Regions from separate parts of the Mus musculus genome. Here region 1 is linked to region 2. Evidence: chromatin loops called from intact Hi-C (ENCODE). Cell type or tissue: heart. All regions are shown on one strand. Each heading gives the region's core, and the rest is flanking DNA. Links, peaks and the distances in the headings are about the cores only. Region 1 has its middle 16 kb from the start of Halr1. Region 2 holds the start of Hoxa4 (homeobox A4).

Evidence for each region. Peaks named below come from ENCODE experiments on the same cell type or tissue, not always from the same donor. Only the 100,000 strongest peaks of a DNase experiment are listed, where the experiment ranks them.
Region 1: it touches region 2 in a loop (2.6-fold over the local background); 3 of 42 quality-filtered maps call a loop at or near these places.

Annotation. Positions count from the first base shown.
Region 1 is chr6:52,083,805-52,089,180 of GRCm38, forward strand. No RefSeq gene overlaps it. Among named protein-coding and RNA genes, the nearest start is that of Halr1, 16 kb to the right of the region's middle. In heart, for the core only: a CTCF peak has its summit at 2,436; a DNase peak (open chromatin) is centred at 2,687; H3K4me3 peaks cover 450 bases; H3K27me3 peaks cover 4,013 bases.
Region 2 is chr6:52,189,671-52,195,046 of GRCm38, forward strand. The region is part of intron 2 of Hoxa3 (homeobox A3); the gene reads right to left. It overlaps Hoxa4 (homeobox A4), which reads right to left and starts at 2,033. Exons shown (of 2, transcript NM_008265.4): 1 at 1,508-2,033; 2 at 12-1,018. The coding sequence starts at 2,018. The coding sequence ends at 672. It overlaps LOC115490409 (a long non-coding RNA gene), which reads left to right. Exons shown (of 2, transcript NR_168044.1): 2 at 2,855-3,390. In heart, for the core only: no CTCF peak of the experiment used is centred there; a DNase peak (open chromatin) is centred at 2,301; H3K4me3 peaks cover 2,632 bases; H3K27ac peaks cover 2,327 bases; H3K27me3 peaks cover 4,868 bases.

The DNA.
Region 1 (5,376 bases), core at 184-5,183, 110 kb before region 2:
CTTCAGCCAGGAGACCTAGTGGTTCTGGCCTATAATCTCAACTGCAGCATAGGTTGTCTGGGCTGCAGATCAAGTTCAATATCAGCCTAGATGAATTTAGTGACCCTCATCTCAAAATAAAAATACATAAATGGATACAGCCTACTAGCAGAATACATACCAGCATGTACAAGGTCCTGGGTTTAATCTCAGATGCTGAAAAAGGAAAGAGGAAGAGAGATGGGAAAGGGGTCTTCTAATTAGTTCCTCCACAGGTCAATATAATCCTGGATAAAATCTGAATCATGAGAGTTCAAATAAATAAATGGTGTGAAATTTAGCTTCATTGCTGGCTGAATTATAATGCATTTTATTCTTTGAAATGTGAATGTTAATATAGATTTCCTGACAATCATAAATATTTTTAACATAACACCTACTTCTTAGCTGAGGATTAGAGTTGATGTTAATACTAAAATATTCCTTAAAAGTCAATACTCTGTTAAAATTCCTCTTTGTCCACTATAGCTTTCGTTTATTTTCTGAGGTGCTGTTTTGAGATTATCATTCTCCTTACATTAAAATAGCTCTTTCCAATTAGATCTAGAACCTACAAGAACCTTCTCTGCAACTCCCGATTGCAAGCAGCAATTAAATATCAAATGCACGGAGTCTGGACCACAGAAATGTCCCAAGAGAGAAGGTCCATCACTTTCACTCTCCCATGCTGGCTAGGGAAGAACTAGCAAGCCCCTCTTCTTGTTCCTTGTTGTTCCTTGTTACTCATTACTACTTGTTACTATGGTAACCATACCCTAACGAACAAGCAAGGGCAAGAGAAGATGAGGTTCAGAGCTGAAACAGCTGGAGGTAAATCAAAGGTGAGTTTCCTTCCTAAGACCTCTCTCAACAGCAAGGTCCTTCTCACTCCAAGAATGGAGAGTAGCTGGTTGCCAGAGGAAGGCTGTCTCATTCCTATGTGCATCTAGGAAGAGGTACCACAGTGTGAGTCACAGGTGATGACTGGCTGACCAAGAACAAGCTATCTTGAAAACTCACAATTGCAACATCATGTGTTTGGTGCTATCGTCAATTAGATAGCTCTGTCCAGCTGTCTTCTAGACCTACACATTATGCCGTTCATCCCACACCACTGCTATAACAAATTGCCACAAACCTAGTGACTTAAAACAACTGCTGTGAACTCAGAGCCCCCAAAATTACATGTTGAAACCTTAATCCCAGAGTGACGATATTTGGAAATGGAACCCTTTTAGAGGTAGTTAGGCCATTAGTGTGAAGCCTTCATGGAGGCTTTAATGCTTTTACAAGAAGAGACAAGAGAGCCTGCCTCTTCTTTCTTTGCTTTCATGTAGGGAACCAAGGAGAACATAGCATCTTTATTTAAATCAGGAGACACTAGATCTACGAGCAATTTGGTCTTGACCTTCATGAGCTAAGGAACTGAGAAAACTAAATACCAAATCTATGATCGTCTCTTTATACCATCCCAAACTAAGACAATGGTATACATCTATCTTTTTTACAGTCCAGAGGTTTTAAGTGTTAGGTCAGCTTCACTGGGCAGAAGTCAAGGTATCAGTGGGACATAGTAGATGTTCATTGTTTCTGAAGGATCCGAGCGTGTCTCCTTGCCTCGGTTTCATTGTCTCACGCTGCCTGTGTTCTGTGGCTCATGGTTCCAATTTCAAGTTCTTCACCCGAGCTCTGTCATCATCACAGGGCCTTCCTCTGATTTTTCTCTCAATCTCCTGTGTCCCTCTTAAAACTGTGCTGTTCTGGACTCACAGTGATGATCCAGGGTAGTCTCCCCATGTCCGTAGCCTTGCCCTAATCACAGCTTCAGAATACCTTTTGTTATTGTAGGTAACAGCCACGGGGCAAGGCTTTAGGCTGTGGGTGTAGCTGGGGATCACTAACCCACAATCCTCTAGGGGGTCTGGCCTGGAGACAAAGCTGTGGAAATGAACACAGATGTATCCCTAAGTGTACAAGGGAAGAATCCGGGGCAGTCATTTCCTACTTTCATTACCCATAGTAGAATATGACAGCAAATCAGGGGACGTACAAAAGGAGCACGCCATGTTTGAGTCTAATGAAGCGGAGGTCAGACAGAATATTTTGTAATATGGAACAATGATCAAAAAGCATAGGTCAGAGACAGGATGTAATTTTAAATAAGTGCCGCTTTAATCACAGTGTCTACTGGAGGAAGAAGCTTATCTGGAGAGAAAAAATGAGGTGTAGCTCTGATTATGGTAAGGATTAAGTTAGACAGTTTATGCAAGAAACCAGCACAGTGCCTAACACGTGGTAGAAAACGCTTATGCTCATGATTTCTTCCAAGGCCATGAGATAAAAGCTTTTCTTCCTCTCGGCTTGCAATGATGGATCTACACACAGTTTCTGCCTTGACAGAAAAGCACTGCGTTTCACTCCCCGAAGAGGGTGCTGACACTAAGCTAAAGGAAATATCAGACGATGACCTCTCCCGAGGACTGCCAGCACCATCTTTGATGTGTAGTCTCTTTCCTGAAATGACCTCCTTTTCCTGGGTTAAAGTTGAGTAGCCGGGCATCAGCGGCTACTTGGGAAAGTGCTGAGTGGCTGATACGTGCTGTCAGCATTGTCCAAGGCCAGCCGGAGAATGTCCTCATGGCCCCTTCCTTTCCACTCACATCTGGCAAAGACTTGCGCTGTGATGCTTAGGAAGCTGGGAAGTGACGAAGACGAAGACGCATAGTGCTTTCCTGCCATATCACACACCCACTGAAAAGGCCGTCACCACAATGCTTTGTTTGTGAGTGGAAACAATAGGGAATCTTCCAGGGGATACTCCAGCCACTTTGGAGGATGTAAAAATCAGATGCCATAAAAAGGCCAAATGTCACCTCTTATCCATGTGCCAAAAATTTACTACCACAACTATTAAGTAATAATATCATATACTAAGTAGTAGTATTGTGTATAGAAAAAATACACATCTACGTGAATAAGCAGTTAAAGAGTTCATAACTTACCTATGGAAGCCTTACTTCTGCCCTGACCTGATACAGCTATTTCATCACTGGGGTTGGTAGACCTGACTTTCTCCTTCTCTCCTCTTTATCTGGAACCCAGATCTGTCTTTTGTCCTTACTATCCACATCACTTGTTAAAACCTTGTGCCATTTGCTAGAAAAGGCAGGAAGAGATAACCAACCACTTCTCAGATTGTGTTCATCCAAAAGCTCCCTGCCCTGCCCTCCGCACACCTCCGGAGGAACTGCTGCTCTCTTTGATCTATTTCACAGGAAAGATATATAATATAGGCAGAAAAAGATGTTTCAGGATTTTTTTTTTAGTACCCTACTGTGAAATTCTTCTAGAATGCCTGCTAAATGCAGTTATTTAGAAGCTGAAGAGATGGCTTAGCAGTTAAGAGCACTTGTAGCTCTTGCAGAGAGAGGACTGAGGTTCAAGTCCCAGTACCCATATGCTGGTTCACAACCATCCTTAACTCCAGTTCTAGGTTATCCAACACTCTCTTCTGACTTCCTGGGCACCAGGCACGTGTGTGGTGCACAGCACCCGTGCATGCAGGCAAAACACTCGTACACATAAAATAAGCAAACCAGTCAGAAACTAAAAATAGATGGAATTGTCCTGGTGGTTGTGTTTTCTCCCTTAAGTGACATTCAATCTTAAAAAGCAAGGCTCATACAATGGAGCAAACGCCTAAGACCGGTCTTAATGAATACAGCGAGTACTTCTACTAGACAGATGTCATCTGCAGGTGACCAATGTGAGCACTTTGATTCAGAATCAGCTGGAAAAAGCTACAGTCCTAAAAAGGGGTGGGAGTGGGGGCGGGGGGTAAAAGGGTGGGTTGTGAAAACACTGAAGAATTTTAAAGGATTAGAATTCCATCTCCAAGGCTTGGGACAGAGCAAATTGTCTCTGTAATAAATCATTATCCGTCCAGTGTGTGGTTGGCCTACTAAGCATCTTACCTGAGCTCAGAAACAAACGGAGTAAAAAGTAGCCGGAGACCGTCACGGTAAAGGGGGTTCCCACAAATAACAAATAACACAAACTCCGAAGGAAAATGCAAGCTGGACAATATTTATTGTGCCAGTTTAAAGACTAAGATCTATTACTATTTCCTGCCTGAGGCTTCAAAATTGTTCTCACTCTCCTATAATTTTCCAGCCATGGACAATGAGATTATGCGTGCACATGAGATCGTCCTCGGAGACAATTAGGTTATGGAGAACATTTCTCTGCTTCCTCCCGGGCTTCCTAGCACTGCTTCAAATCTAATAGTAATAGAGTGTTATAAAGGCAAATGAGTCAGTACAGTCCACTTCAGACTTAATCCCATACAATATATTTAAAATACTCCTATAATTTACTTGAACACCCATGTCCACAAGGCAATAAAGCAAATGAGCGTGTGTATCGATGAAGGGACAGAGAAGCAGTTGGCGCCCCAGTCCCTGACCCCTAATGGAGTCAACAACCTGAGTGGCCAGCCGTTACTGTTTGTTTCACTGCCCACCCGTGGCCAGCTTCACTCCAAGTAATATTTCCAATATGTATTATAGGACATTGGACAAATGGGTCTGATTTCTTAAAATAGCCACCACATGCGGGGAGCACAGGAAGTGCTGAGTGAGTATGTAAAGAGCAGATGAAAGTCCCCTAGCAAACGTTCAGTGTTGATGTGGGCACGCCATGTCAAAGACCAAGGCCTTGACCTCTGGGAAATTAGGATCCGAGTGACAAAAGTCTTCCTTTTGTCCTGGGATGAGCAAATGATTAAACAGTGTGTGCAAAGCAGCAACAGCAGCTTCCTCCTCCCAGATGTCTACACCCTGAAGCGGGCTCACCGACGGATACCTCCTTTTGAGACTAGCAAGCTCCTGTTGTGCCGGACATAATAAACACAGGGAAGTTCGAGGTTGCTGGAGTTGTTGGTGCCACTCCATCAGAGTATGCACAGCCCACCTGACCCCAGTGTCTGTCCCCTCTGCATCCCCTCACAGACCTGAGCCAGAGTTCTGGGACCCAAGCTGAGAGACGTAGCCATCTCAGCCTATAAAATGCAGCCTAGGATTCAAGGCCAGGCACCCCACACATACTCCTAACTTTCTTCCCACTTGTTTGTTTGTTTCAAGATGGGGTTTCTCTGTGTAGTCCTGGCTGTCCTAGAACTCACTCTGGAGACCAGGCTGGCCTCGAACTAAGAGATCCACCAGCTTCTGGTTCCTGAGTGCTGGGATTAGAGGTATGCACCACCACCACTACCCAGCTTCAACTTTCTTTCTATCCTCGTCTCTCAACACTCAATATAAAAACTCCCCCATACTACTTCTAATCACAGTCTTATGTCTT
Region 2 (5,376 bases), core at 282-5,281:
TGTCTCTTAGGTTTTTAATGTCTTATAAACTGAAGTTTATTCTTAGCACATTCCTCTTTATACAACCATATCTCTCTGTACAGTTGTAAGTGAGTCTAAATGCATTTCCCTCTCCCCAACGCTGTGCCCCAGTATAAGACAACAATATCTCTCTAACAGTATCTTAAATAAATGCAAGGAGAGGAAACTACATGCCACACCTACCATCAAGGTCTACACACTTTGAAAATTAAATAATCTGGTGAGGTCCACAAAGTCTACTCAGTAAAGCTCATGTGAGCTGCCTTAACGCAGAAGAGGAAGGAAGGTTAGAAAGCTGGGAAGCTGGGAACCGGCCTGCTTCTTCTGCATACAAGTACATGTCCCCAGTCAGCACGTGCTGTCTGGCTGACTCAAAGGTAGTCGATGGCCAGTGCTTTCTTACAGGTGTCCAATCCTGGCAAAGTTGTCCAGGTCAGCAGGTTGTTCCACTAAGCAGTAACGAGGACGAGGACAGACGTCCTCTTGGAGGGGTCACACCAACCAGGGATAATGTCTTCTTTTTGGTTATGGTTTCCAGCAAGTTGGATTTTGTTTTGGTGTCTCGGGTTTACTTAGGGAAGAGCAGATGAGGACAGGAGCAGGAGATGAGTAGGGCACATAAGTGAGAGAAACTGATCCAGGTCTCTAGATTATATGGAGGAGGGAATGGGTGTGGAAGCACCAGGGAGAGGGTGGGGATGGGGGTGTGGGCTGTGAGTTTGTGCTTTCCCAGGCGGGCCGGCAGGGGCCGAGGCAGTGTTGGAAGATCGCATCTTGGTGTTGGGAAGTTTGTGGTCTTTCTTCCACTTCATTCTCCGGTTCTGAAACCAGATCTTGACCTGGCGCTCCGACAAGCAGAGCGTGTGGGCGATCTCGATGCGGCGCCGCCGGGTCAGGTAGCGGTTAAAGTGGAATTCCTTCTCCAGTTCCAAGACTTGCTGCCGGGTATAGGCGGTTCGAGAGCGCTTAGGTTCGCCTCCGTTATAACTGGAGTTGACTGAACACCAGAACCCCGAAAGAGAAGGCCAAAGAGGAAGAAGTAGAAGAGGAGGAGGGGAGGAGAGAGGAGATAGGGTGGGGAAGAGCAATCGGACATCATCATTATATAATAACCTGACACCAAGTTCACACAAGATACATAAAAAGGCAAAGAAAATGTTTCACAGGCTATTGACAACGGGAAACACCCGAGAGCCATAAAGAATGGTGCTGGGCTTTGGGGCTGAAGAAAAGCTTCAAAGACACATGGCCGGGAGCCTCTGCCAGGGCAATTAAATTTATGGGGGCTATAATTACTGCCCTAACAGTTTGGCGTCTCGTAAATCTCAGGATAAAGGGACCCTGGGTACAAAAGGGTTCTCACGTTAGGACCAGGCTGCGGGCGGCGCGCACACACCCACAGCCAAAGCGCCGGCCAGATGGGGGTCCCCTCCCGCGCCCTGCCCCGCGCCCCCACGCCCGCTGCCCTCCCGGCGGCGCCACATACCGGCGCTCACGTGGATCTTCTTCATCCAGGGGTACACCACCGGCTCCTTGCCCTTCGGGCCCGCCGGGCCCTGGTCCGCCAGCAGCAGCGGGCACGCGGGGGCGCTGCCCCCCGTCGCGACAGCCGGGGTGGTGGGGCCGGGAGCGCAGTGCCGAGGGGGCGCGGGGGGCTGCGGGGCCGGGCTGGGGTGCGCGCCGGGGGCCGGGGACTGCTCGGGTCGCGCGGGGCTGGCCCCGCGGCAGGCGTAGGGACAGGCGGCGGCGGGCGCGGGGTACAGGCCCCCGGGGTAGCTGGGCTCGCGCGCCCGCGGCGCGTAGTAAGCGGGGGGCTGGCGGGCCGCGTGCGGGTTCGGGGCCGGCAGGTGCGGGGCGCTCTGGGGCCGCGGGTAGCCGGGACCCCCGCCCACGGCGCCGTCCCCACCGCCCGGGCCACCGTGCGGGGCGAACTCCTCGAAAGGAGGGAACTTGGGCTCGATGTAGTTGGAGTTTATCAAAAACGAGCTCATGGTCATTAATTTGTGAAGTGCAAAAATACTAATTTTTCTCGCGGTGTCGTTTTTCTGCGCTCGCCGAGGCCCCTCCCCCTCTCGCCGCGCTTCCCATCCCCCCCCCCCCCCCCCCCCGGCCCCGGCGCCCGCCCCTCCCCCCGCTGTCAAACGACTGCCCCTCCCCCTCCCGCCGTCGCCGCCGCCGAAGTCCGCGCCGCTCCTCCCCCGCCCGCGCGCGCTCCCCGTGGCCCTGCGCGCCCCGCCCCCGCGCCCCACGTGCTGCGATCCGGCCAATGGGAAATCCGCGCGCGCGGACCCGGATCAGGAAACGCGCGGGGGATGCGTGATGGATGCTGCTAGCCTTCAGGGTGGGAGAAGCGAGCTTGGGTTCCTCGGGCCCCCCAACTTGGGTTCCGGCTGAGAAGTTGGGGCCTGTTAGACTGCGGGTCCTTTCGAGCCCTGTTCCTGCCCACGTCTGTCCTAGGCCTCTGGGCAGCTGGTCGCCACGACTCAGCGCCGATCTCCAGTCCAACCAGGCTTCGGGTGGTCCTCCGAGGGTTCGAGGCCCTCCAGGAGAGGGAAGGGCACTGGGACCAAGAGGCAGACCCTGGCTTTTTATCCTAGCTCTGGAATAAAACGAAGGAGGCCTACGGACCCATTTTTCTCGCCCTTTGATTCTTTGTCCACGCCCTACACATCCACCCGGCTGTTAGGGAGTCCCTGCTTTGCGAAGCCAGGGCTGGAGCTGCACAGGGAGGATGGGTAGAAGGGCCGCTGAACAAGCGGGTCAAGGAAGTACAGCAAGCGAGGGCGATCCACTAAAACCTCGTGGATACTTATTTTTACTTTTTTTCTTTCAGACGCAGAATTTGTACATTATTTTTTCATTTAAAGACTTGGAACCTTCCTATATTGCAGTTGATGGAGGTGCTGAGGAGAGCTAAATGTGCCTCCTTTATTAGGCGCTATTGTGAGACCTCCACCCCAGAGTGGGAAGAGAGACGACGCCTGCACAAAACCCGGCTTCGAATCCAGTAACTTCGCGTTTCAGAACAATCACCAAACAAAAACAAGTTTGAGATACAATAAGACCCTGCCTGGTCTAATTGTCAATCGGTCTTTTCTAACTTTTCCCTCCCTTCTCCTTTTGGATGCTGTTTCCTCGTGCAGGATCTAAACCAAGGGCTATATTTACAGACCAGCCCGCGATTGCTGAAAAATTAGCATTTTAACGATATCAGTAGCTCTGGAAAGGAGAGAGAAGGGACTGTTGCCTGCCATTTGGTAATTGAAATTTGATGGGTAAACTAATTATGCCATTATTATTAACAAATAAATTACTTATTAATTCCACCTAATGTTGATCTTTGAAGTAAATACTGATGCCTCACTCGTACCTGGAATTGTGCTCTTTCTTTCTTCTGAATAGCAGACACGCCTAGATCCTTTGCATGATGGTAAAGCAGTGCAAACTATCACCGCCATTCTAAAAAATAACTCTCCTCTGGGTATGCAAAGCAGTTTCCGTTGGTGCACCTTGCTGATTTTTCAGAGAGCAGGATAGAACAACGGCCTTCTCAAACGCAGACCAGGAAAGTTATAACCCAAGCCTAGAGACACTTCAGAAAGAACATCCATTCTATCTTCATTCATATCTGTTACTCACTTGAGCTACTAAATACTGGGATATATCCTATTTGATAGATAGTCATTTAATGCTTAGACACATGAAGACTATTATTGAGACTAATCTTTAAAGTAATTTAGGGAAAGAGGTTAAAAAAAGGATCATGTTAGTTTCTTATTGAAATCATCCTGAAGTAGTACAAAGAGATTTTCCACACTGGGTGTCTGTGCTGGTAAAGAGAGCTGTCCACTGACAGGAAGCACCATGATTTTTTTTTTAAATGAAAATCTGAGCCATAGATGGAAACCAACAAAGATTCTAATCTCTAGATATCTTCTCTAGACTGGAGGAAGGAAATCTAGCCTGATGTGGCTACTTTAAACTGATATCTCTCTCTAGCAAGAAAATAGCAAGAAAATAGGTACACAAATGAGACAGGAGACATCTCTAACATTAGTAGCACACAGACAGACCATACAAATACACATGCACTGCATATCTGCATGTGTTCAGGTTGGATGAAAAGCTTGAGGAAATCTAGTCTGCTTCTGGTGTCACCAACCCTGAGCACTGGAGGAGTCCTAACCATGTCTGTTTAATATTATTTACAGAGTCTAAGACACAAAAATCCATGTTGTTTAGCCTCAGAATGGTCTACAGAGTTTCCACGTTTTAAGTATTAAGGAGGCACTGTTTTGTATACGGTTAAGCTAGAGGACTTAACTCTGTTTCCTGAGGTTCTATTAAGGAGGATGGGCTGACACAATCCCCCAAGGCCTGTAACACGTCTTTGAGCTCCTATCATAAACACAAACGGAGCCAGGACCACCAAGTGTTATCTCACACACCGACATTTTGACATTTTACTGCAAGATTTATGGCTGTAATAAACAATCTCAGTACCTTTCCTGAACCTTCCACAGCCTCCCTTTGCAAGCAAGCCATAGCAAAAATCCCATGGAATCAAATAATCATTTGGAAAAAAAACAGTAAACCTAAGAAGCATCTCTTGCCTTCAACATGAGATCCAAGACACCAAACGAAAGGTAGAAAGAAAGTAACTCAATTAGGAAAACAAGCCAAAGTTTACCACAGCAGCATCTTGCCTGGGGATGGGATGCCCTGAAATGGAGCAGAGAGGGAGCCTGCTAATCTTCGCACACCAACTGGCTCTAGTCCCAAGCGGGGTTGAAGCACTATTTTTTCCTTGGGAAACTGGTAAGCACAATTGTTCCTTTCCATGTGCAGGGATAGCATATATTCCCCAAATCGCTATCTTAAAACCCCATTAAGTGAAATAACTTTTCATCATGTCCTTGCATCCCAGATGGAGTCGAAGGGAGTCTGAGGGAGAGGGAGGGCGAGAAGGACCCAGTGTTTGCAGCCTGGTTTGAATCTGATTTGAATCATTTTGAATATATTTGGAACAGCCTTCCCACTTGAATGCAACCCTGTCCCAAGTTTCAAAGTGACCGAACAGTGACACCGTGTGCATTTTGTTTCTTATTAATCTTACACATTGACAGTCTTTGTTAAGTCACAGGCGCGCCCTCACCAGCCGACATTTTCATATTTGTTAGACGCGCTGACCTGAAGTTCACCTCGGCCTTGGACTTTGCGCTTCTAAAAGGTCTATACAGTGTCTTTTAGAGAGCTGGGTGCTTTGCCCAGGTCAGTCCTTCCCAGGAAAAACCAAGGGGAAAAGGCAAAGGAAATGTAAGCATTATGGGATGTATTGACTGTATTTGTCCTTTG